2 separate regions of the Homo sapiens genome follow, and region 2 is linked to region 1. A link is an interaction called in ENCODE POLR2A ChIA-PET data of the cell type or tissue named here. Cell type or tissue: endothelial cell of umbilical vein. All regions are shown on one strand. Each heading gives the region's core, and the rest is flanking DNA. Links, peaks and the distances in the headings are about the cores only.

The links. Peaks named below come from ENCODE experiments on the same cell type or tissue, not always from the same donor. Only the 100,000 strongest peaks of a DNase experiment are listed, where the experiment ranks them.
Region 2: POLR2A ChIA-PET joins it to region 1 with 11 read pairs; 3 of 35 experiments call an interaction of 5 or more read pairs at or near these places.

Annotation. Positions count from the first base shown.
Region 1 is chr11:126,162,930-126,167,324 of GRCh38, reverse strand. No RefSeq gene overlaps it. Among named protein-coding and RNA genes, the nearest start is that of RPUSD4, 47 kb to the left of the region's middle. In endothelial cell of umbilical vein, for the core only: no CTCF peak of the experiment used is centred there; no DNase peak of the experiment used is centred there.
Region 2 is chr11:126,045,984-126,050,378 of GRCh38, reverse strand. All of the region lies in intron 1 of CDON (cell adhesion associated, oncogene regulated), which reads left to right. Among named protein-coding and RNA genes, the nearest start is that of CDON, 15 kb to the left of the region's middle. In endothelial cell of umbilical vein, for the core only: no CTCF peak of the experiment used is centred there; DNase peaks (open chromatin) are centred at 1,988 and 3,398.

The sequences.
Region 1 (4,395 bases), core at 252-4,251:
ACAGAACATCTTTATTGAATATTTATGTCCCAGGTCTAAGGATTTTACACGTGTTAATTCTCACAATAACCCTATGAGCATAGAGAAGGACCACCTAATTTAGTAGGGAAGTGGGAAGCAAAAAACAGGTACATCTGGGACGGCAGGGCATTTAGGCAGATGGAATGGTGTGTAAAAGGTGTGGAGGCATCTCGTACAAACAGAATTTGGGGATCTACCTGCCTCTTCCTCCAAGTATTTTTCTCTGTCATGGAGGAAAAGCTTCCTGTAAATATCTTGCAGTTGCTAATGCCTGTTGACTGTGAGATGGATTTCAAACGCCTCCAGGGCATTCTTATTCCTTTAAAGACAGTCTCCAGCAAGAGCGTTGCTTTCCCTGATAGGACTGGGGTCATATGAATCCCCCACCCTCACTTTCACCATTTCCCTCTTTCTCGCTCTTTCTCTGCTCCTGTAAATGATCTCAGTAGTGTTTTTACTTTTAGTCCAAGCCTCCTAGGATTTTTCTTTTCTACACTAACCAGCTCATTTCCCAGTGGAATGGATCATTAGAGTCTCTCTCATCTCATCTCTTTGATCCCAGTCATCCTGGGACTGTCCCTAAGCAGGATCCATAACCAAAAGTCTTATCCAGCAAATTCAAGATAAATTATTATCATCATCACCACCATTATCATCATTATCAGCAGCAGCAGCAGTGTCTGCACATGGCCTGTGCTGGACACCACACAGAGTTCAGTGTTCCCTTCTGTCTGACAATCTGATGCCAACCTCAGGATTTACACGGGGTCTAAACCAAAGACTTACATGGCATCCAAATTCTAGCATGGGACTTGCAGGAGGAGGGGAATTGCCAGCGCGATTTGGGTCACAGTGGAGATTTCTGGACAACTGAGAAAAGTGATCCTGGAAAGATACTAAGGTTACGCATAGTGACTTCCAATCTGAAGTCAGACGGCATGAGAATCATGGCACTTCCTGCCTTCACTGATACTTTTCAAGGACTTGACGCTCCTCCTTGAGTTCAAGACCAAGGAAACATGGCCTTCCCCTCTCCTGCACATCCTTTGCCCTAAATCATAGAAAGGGAAGTTCTAAGCCCTGGCCTGCAACAAAGGAGTTAGTGAGCCCCGAATCTGGCCTCAGAGAGGACAGGATGGTGCCTGGTGAGGAAGCAGCTTCCCTTCCGCCTGGTGTCTTGGCTCCATGGAACGATCCTCTCCAGAGCACTTGAGGCCTAGAGTCCTTCTGAATGGAAACAAGAGACTCGTAAATCCCAAAGCCAGACTCCCTTGGAAGCTCCTGGCTCGGCTCTTGCCTCCCGGGCTCCCTGCCATGAGGAGCATCTCCCAGACTGCTCTCCCTCTCCCCCAGCCGACTGCACGCGCTGACTTTTTGCTCTGGTCGGGGGCAGCCTGTGCCCTGCCTGCCCGGAGGCCTCCAGCCTGCTTGGGTTACCATGAATGAGCATGTTTGGGCTGAATGGTAACCCTCAAGTTTTTCTGAAATTTGGGGTCACTGGGTCCTGAGATGCTGACCTAACATTTTGGGGAAGGTTTGATAAACTGGGTTTCGAAGAGGCCCCAGACAGCCGTCCATCCAACCAGTGCGGGTTACGAGACGAGGAAATCCAGGCAAAGTCCAGTTGAAATCAATCTGTTACCTCCCTTCAGCGGAGGCCCCAACACCCAGGCCCATCCGTTCCCTCTGGGGCCCCATCCCAGGGTGTTGATCCCACGCCAGCTCCAGCCAGCTGCCCAGGAGTCTGTCTCCTGCTCTGATGATGGGGCTCCCGCCCCTCCTCTCACTTCTTCCTTTTCCAGTCAACCTTGTCCTTCATCTAGAGGTCATGAGCAGAGACCTCCAGGTGCAGCCCGTGCTGGGCTAAGGGAGTCAATCCCACACTGTCAGGCAGATCTGTCGAGAGAGCTTTAGGGTTTTTAATTAGGAGGGCCAGCTGGGCTCCTTCTTTAGTCCCCTACTCCACCCCCCAGCCTGGCTTGTAACTTGACTTGTTAAGATGGAACCAAGGGAAGGAGGGAAAGGAAGAGAAGGGAGCATGAATTACTAACCTCACTTCCTCCCTGTGTTTTAAAAGTCACCTTGTATCCAGTCTCCTTACTTTTTTTTTTTTTTTTTTTTTTTGCGGGGTCGAAGAGGCGTGACAGGGTCTCATTCTGTCACCCAGGCTGGAGTGCAGTGGCATGGATCATAGCTCATTGCAGCCTCAAACTCCTGGGCTCAAGTGATCCTCCCAAGCAGCTGGGACTACAGGGCATATCTGGCTATTTTGTTCGTTTGTTTGTTTGTAGAGGCCAGGTCTCCCTGTGTTGCCTAGGCTGGTCTCAAACTCCTGGCTCTGAGTGATCCTCCCACCTTGGCCTCCCGAAGTGCTGGGATTACAGGTGTGAGCCACTGTAGCCGACCATTTCTTAATTTATTGAATCCTGGTGTCTTAGGTGTTTAAGCGTCCTCAGGGCTTGCAGGAGAAAGTTTCTGATTAAGGAAATGGATCCGTGGAAGTTGCTGAGGATGGAGTTTCTTTCCCTTGTGTTACAGCTGACCAGTCATGGGGCTAGAGCTGGAACTCAGACATCCCCTCTCCAGGCTTGACTGACAGTAACCAGGTAAAAATAATCTACGGGGCACCAGAAGCCTTGGGGTCTGGTCATGCTCAGGCGCTAACTTGCAGGGTGACCTTGGGCCAGATTTTCCTCCTCTCCAGGTCTCAGTTTTTTCATAGGAGTAGAAAAATTTTTCTGCTTTTGAGGCCATTCCATTTAAGCAACTGCAGGAAAAGGAGTGATTATAGTAGTAGCAATTCAGATCAAAGGTGGAGAGGTCTTAAAAGGATTTGGTGCTGGGCTGGACTATAGTGTTTTGATTTAAATGTGGTAAATGCTAGGAGAGGCTGTTGGCCCTGGAAGGGCTCAGGGCTGATGGAACAAGAGCTGCTGATGAAGAAGATGGCTGTGACGGGGACAAGCACATCGCTGCAGGCCCTTGGTCTATTTTATTTATTTATTTATTTTATTTTTGAGACGGAGTCTTGCTCTGGCACCCAGACTAGAGTGCAGTGGTGCGATCTTGGCTCACTGCAACCTCCATCCCCCAGGATCAAGCAATTCTCCTGCCTCGGCCTCCTGAGTAGCCACACCTGGCTACATTTTGAATTTTCTGTAGAGACAGAGTTCCGCCATGTTGCCCAGACTGGTCTCAAACTCCTGACCTCAGGTGATCTGCCCACCTCGGCCTCCCACAGCATTGGGATTACAGGTGTGAGCCACCGCACCTGGGGCCCTGTGGTCTGTTCTTGAAGATTCATTTCCTCTCTCAGGGCAGTTCAGAGGAAGCTAGAGTTTGAGGGCACAGAGCTCTAGGAAAGGGTTTCCTGATTACCGGGCAAATCTGAGACCCCTCCCTCTGGGGCCTCCCATTCTCTGCCTGGTCTCCCGGTCTGCCTGTTGCTCTCTGTCGCCGGGTACGTCTGCCCCTCTTGGGTCTCACTGTCTCGGGGTCTCACTCTGTCTATGGGAACCTTTGCCTTTGGGACCCAATTACTGGACCCTCTAGGAAAGTTTAATTGAATATTTGTATTGAAAACAGGAGCCAGGGCCCCGAGCCTGATGGGAGGAGACAGGGGGAGAAGAGGGGAGCTGTGTTTGCTTTTCACTCCGGATTAGAGACCTTTATTTGTGCTGAGAGCAGAGATTGGGCCTGGGGATAATGAGTCTGAAGTTTGTTTTCTCCCTCAGGCTGCCCCTCCCTCTGCCTACTCTCTCTGCAGGGAAGGGGTTAGGGCAGAGGGGCCGGGAACTTGTCCGAGCTGCGGTCCGCTGGGCATTCTGTGCCCTGGGGCCCCAGCCTGGGTCTCAGGAGCTGCAGCTGGCCGCAGCTATGCCTGACATAGGCACGGGCTGTGCCGGTTTGCATACGTGCACTTCAAGCCGCGGGTGCTGGGTCATGAGTGCCTCCTGGGAAGACCCTCGGCCAATGCGTGTGCATCTGGGTGTGTGAGAAACGTGCTGTTGTTGAGGACAGTGACTGCTGAGTACATCTGCTGCCAGGAGGCTAAGGCGGTCACATGGGAGTGTGATTCATTGAGGCCTGAAAAGTGCCATCAATCTCACTCTTTCTGGAAGGCATAAGATGCCATTCCTGTGAGCTGCTCCGCGCTCCCCCGCACTCCTCGTGGCAGGGACCTGAAGTTTCTTGGCCGTGCCGCCCCTGGAAAAGTCTGCCAGTGAGCGGGGAATTAGCCAGGCTCCTGCTTCCTCCGAGTGAACACTGTAGCAATCCTGGGGTCCCATGTCTTGCCCATCGCCCTGAGGCCCTGTGCTCGTGATTGCTTTTGATCTGAGCAGAATCTGCCTGTGTGAGGCTGGGCCACTTGTC
Region 2 (4,395 bases), core at 117-4,116, 120 kb after region 1:
GTCCTTCAAAATACCTCTTTCGCATGTTGGAGAAAAGTGTTATTTGGAACTTTAGTCTTTCTTTTTAGGTTTATTTTAGGTTATAATTGCACAGTTGTATGTGTTTAGGAATAGATTAAAATAGCTAAATTCTAAGGGTGCTTTTTTTTTGTTTTTTTGCTTTTTTGATCTTTGACATTTCTAAACCACAAGCTCTGCATTCTAGATACTATTGACCTAATGGAAAACATTGAAGCGCATTTTGCCTAAGGTAAAATTGACTCCCTGGTATCTTATATTTTTAAACTCATTCTTCTAAAGTTCTTCTAAAGAAGTCATTTCATTTTCTTTTCCCCTAGCCACTGGGATCCTTGCTTTTTAACGCTTTTCTTTAGAGCAGGCAGAATACTTGGATGCTTAGAAATTCTTTAACGGTACATCCTGGCTGAATATGAAGTATGAAAGCCCTTTCCAATTATATGTAAAGAAGTTAACGAGGAGGATGTTTTAGTTCGTTATTTGTGTCTTGGTTATAGAATGAATACAAAATCTGAATTGGGATGCTCTTTCTCTTATTTTAACTGTTGTTCCATGGTGCCCCTGCACCCAAAATGGGGCCGATTATATTGAAACAAAATTTGTTTTTCAATTTCTTGGATGTGTTACAACATGAATTCAGGCTTTGCAGTTTTAAGTGATTCCTTTAGTATTGCTTTTGTCAGTTGTTAACTATTTCTGTTTTGTTTTATATCACTGTGTAATGCAGGCCAAAACAAATGTTTTGGCATTTAATGATAGCTAATTGGTGTAGATTAAAATAATTATTAACTGTTTAATGGGATAGTTTAAAAATGACTTTGATGACTTCTGATGACCATATTGAGAAGGAAGGAAAGAAAAATAGATGTTCCTCCTCCTCTGTTGAAATGAAGACTGAGTTGTAATAGCAGTGGAGTGCAGCTCCCAGTAAGAGGTGTGAGGCTGTTTATTTTCACTCTGGAGATGTATATACTACAGAAGGAAAACTCTGGCCTTGCTTAACCTAAGCAAGTCATTACTTATCTACGATCTGTCAAGCAATTTGATTAAGGTTGACAGAGCTCATATAATATCAGAACCAGGCCCTCTTAATGATTGATGATGCTTGTCTGTAAGTTTTTCTTTTTTTAATTTGAAAAGAGAAAAATTGAACAAGAAAGACTACTTGTTCAGATCTCTAAATGCCCAGTATAAACTGTCTGTAGTATTTTTATCTATAGTGAGCAATATGCATTAATTTGTATGCTGTTTTTTAGGTTATAATTAAATGGCTTAAAAATAATAATTTTTCAGGTCTGCAGGTTAACTTGGCTTTTAAAGAATTAAATTGGGCTGGGCGCGGTGGCTCACGCCTGTTGGCTCACGCCTGTTGGCTCACGCCTGTAATCCCAGCATTTTGGAAGGCCGAGGTGGGCGGATCACCTGAGATTGGGAGTTTGAGACCAGCCTGACCAACATGGAGAAACTCCGTCTCTACTAAAAATACAAAATTAGCCAGGTGTGGTGGCGCATGCCTGTAATCCCAGCTACTTGGGAGGTTGAGGCAGGAGAATTGCTTGAACCTGGGAGGCATAGGTGGCAGTGAGCTGAGACTGCCACATTGCATTCCAGCCTGGGCAACAAGAGTGAAACTCCATCTCAGAAAAGAAAAAAAAAATAACTAAATTGTTGAAATTTTAGAGAACCTGCTTCATATCTTAGTATCTTTCTTAACATGGTTTTCTTTGATGCTATATATTCTTTATGTAGTAGAATTTTTTAACCTGCAGGAAATTTTCCTCTTCATTCTCTAATGAAATTGAATTATTTGGAAGTCTTTGGCTTTAACTTAAGGGATTTTTGACGCTTTGCCTTCTAACTATAAAATATGATTTGGATGATTGTAATAGCATATCTGGGGTGTTGAACGTTGCTGCTGACCTCTTTGCTCGAGTGTTCCTTATCTCATTCCCATTACCAACAGATTAATACAATGTGTGATGGGAATGTGCCAAGTGTTCTTGGCAACACTGTAAATCATTAGTCTACACTGTTGAGTCCAACTGAAGAAGACCATTTCTTTTCTTTTTTTTTTTTTTGAGACAGAGTCTCACTCTGTTGCACAGGCTGGAGTGCAGTGGTGCGATGTCGGCTCACTGCAAACTCCACCTCCCAGGGCTCAAGCGATTCTCATGCCTCAGCCTCCCAATTAGAGTAGCTGGGACTACAGGTGTGTGCCACCATGCCTGGCTAATTTTTGTATTTTTAGTAAAGACGAGGTTTCTCCATGTTGGCCAGGCTGGTCTTGAACTTCCGACCTCAAGTGATCCACCTGCCTCAGCCTCCCAAAGTGCTGGGATTACAGGCAGGAGCCACCACGACGGCTGAAGACCATTTCTTGATTTTTATCATTTATGTCATTCACGTACTACTCTCTGGAAGTAGATATGGGATTGAAAGACATCCACATCCTTATTTTATATAAACGTAGCATGTAGAATTTGTAGATTAATGAAATGATTGAATTTAGAATGAATTTGTGTTACATAAATGGGAGCTTTAACCTAGGCATTTTTGGGCAGTGTATTATAGCAGTTTAGACTAGGGTAGGTCCTGGAGTCAGAGAGCCTGGAGTCAAAGCCAGGCTCCACCATATTCTAGTGATGTGAGCCCTCTGTGCCTTGATTTCCCCATCTCTATATGGTGGTCCATGGGGCTATGGGATCATCCCATTTAGTCTTTACAGGCAAAATGAGGACACAATAGCTTGGGCTAGTGATTGGCACTTGCTAGGTACTTACTGCATGCGAGCAGTTGCTGTTGCTGTTCTGTTGTTCTGTTTGAGATGGAGTGCTTTTATTGACAAAATGTGATCTTATTGTGGTACAGGTTACTGAGAGACTGTCAAATCAAAATCAAATGAGTAGGATTAAAATTGAAGGAGCTCTTGCCGTGGGAGTAACTAGAATTGATTGTATGTGCTTGGGTTCGTGAGGACATGGCTCCTGGGAAAGAGAGCAGTTAGGGGAGTGCTGTAATAGGTAATGGTGAAAGTTTGGGTAAATTCCTGTATGTTCAAGCAACTGAACACCATCTTGATTTTCTTGCTTTAAATTTTCAATTTTGTTACTCTCCCTTTCCCCCTCCATCTCCTGAAGCTCAATGTAAACATTCTTCAGTTTAATACCAGGTAAATAACACTGATTTTTATAAGAGATGTACTTCATACCTAGCTTTACTAGGCTAGGTATGAAGCAAGGGATAGCTAAAAGCAAGGGGATAGCTATTGTTAGAATTCTTTGCTAACTTTACTGGTAATAGTTTTCTCCCAAAAGTATGAATGTTGTCATCGATGGGAAATCCCATTACTTCCTGGAATTTTCAGATGTATACTTAAATACTGAGCATGATTGTTACATCTGTTCTTTCAGGTTTCCTACTTTTCTTTTGGGCTTACATGTGTTTGGAGCAGATAAACACTTAACTGTGATTGGCAGTATTAAAACCACCAGTAAAGTACCATCCTCAAGGTGCCTCACAGAAAGAAATAGAGTAGAAGTGGGGTCACCAGAGCAGAGATTTGCCTGGAGATAGACCAGTGTGCATACTGTCAGCCCCACCCAGACACTCCCGTTTTGTTTCTAGCTGGCCAGGATAAGTACAGTGGAAGTTGACCTCAAGTGGCCATTGAAGATTGGGATTTAGTAATGGAGGGGGATCCAAAAAACTGGAGCCAGAAGGTGTTGTAGAATCGGAAAATGACAAGGGGGGCCACCGTCGCCCTTTTTCAGCTGGCTCTTGCCTTTCTGTCTTCAGCAGTGACAGTAACAATGCTTCAGAAAGTAGATGCTTGTCTTAAATATTTTTAAAAATATTATTTAGATAAGTCTCGAGAATCTCATTCTTTTCTTTGACCCCACAGATTGGTCTAATTACTGAATTTTTGTCACTGGTCTACAGGTCTTCAGAGCAGCACAGTAATTTTTGTAGCGATATTGAACATGTATGCAGGAGAAAACATTGTACCACAGCTCTAGAAATGCCTGGACTTTACGATACTCTGTGGGTCCCCTAAAATAGAGGATAAGTTTATTGCATTGCATTTATAGAATTTTATGAGGGTAATGGTCTTCATGGCTAGGGTAGCATTTATAAGATTCTTATAACTTTTTTGATTCTAGGGAATGGGAATCTTGTATTTGAAACTACAATTCTTATCCTACCATCCCAATACCATTCTTAGTCCAGATTTGTGAAGATGTGTGATCAAGGAAACAGCTATGTGTTTGGCTAGTTGTAATGCCGTTTCAGTGAATATGTCTTAATTGAGATGATAATATTCTGTATTTTGCTAAAAAGGGGCTAGCACTTAACCTTGAATGTGACTTTTTTTTGTTT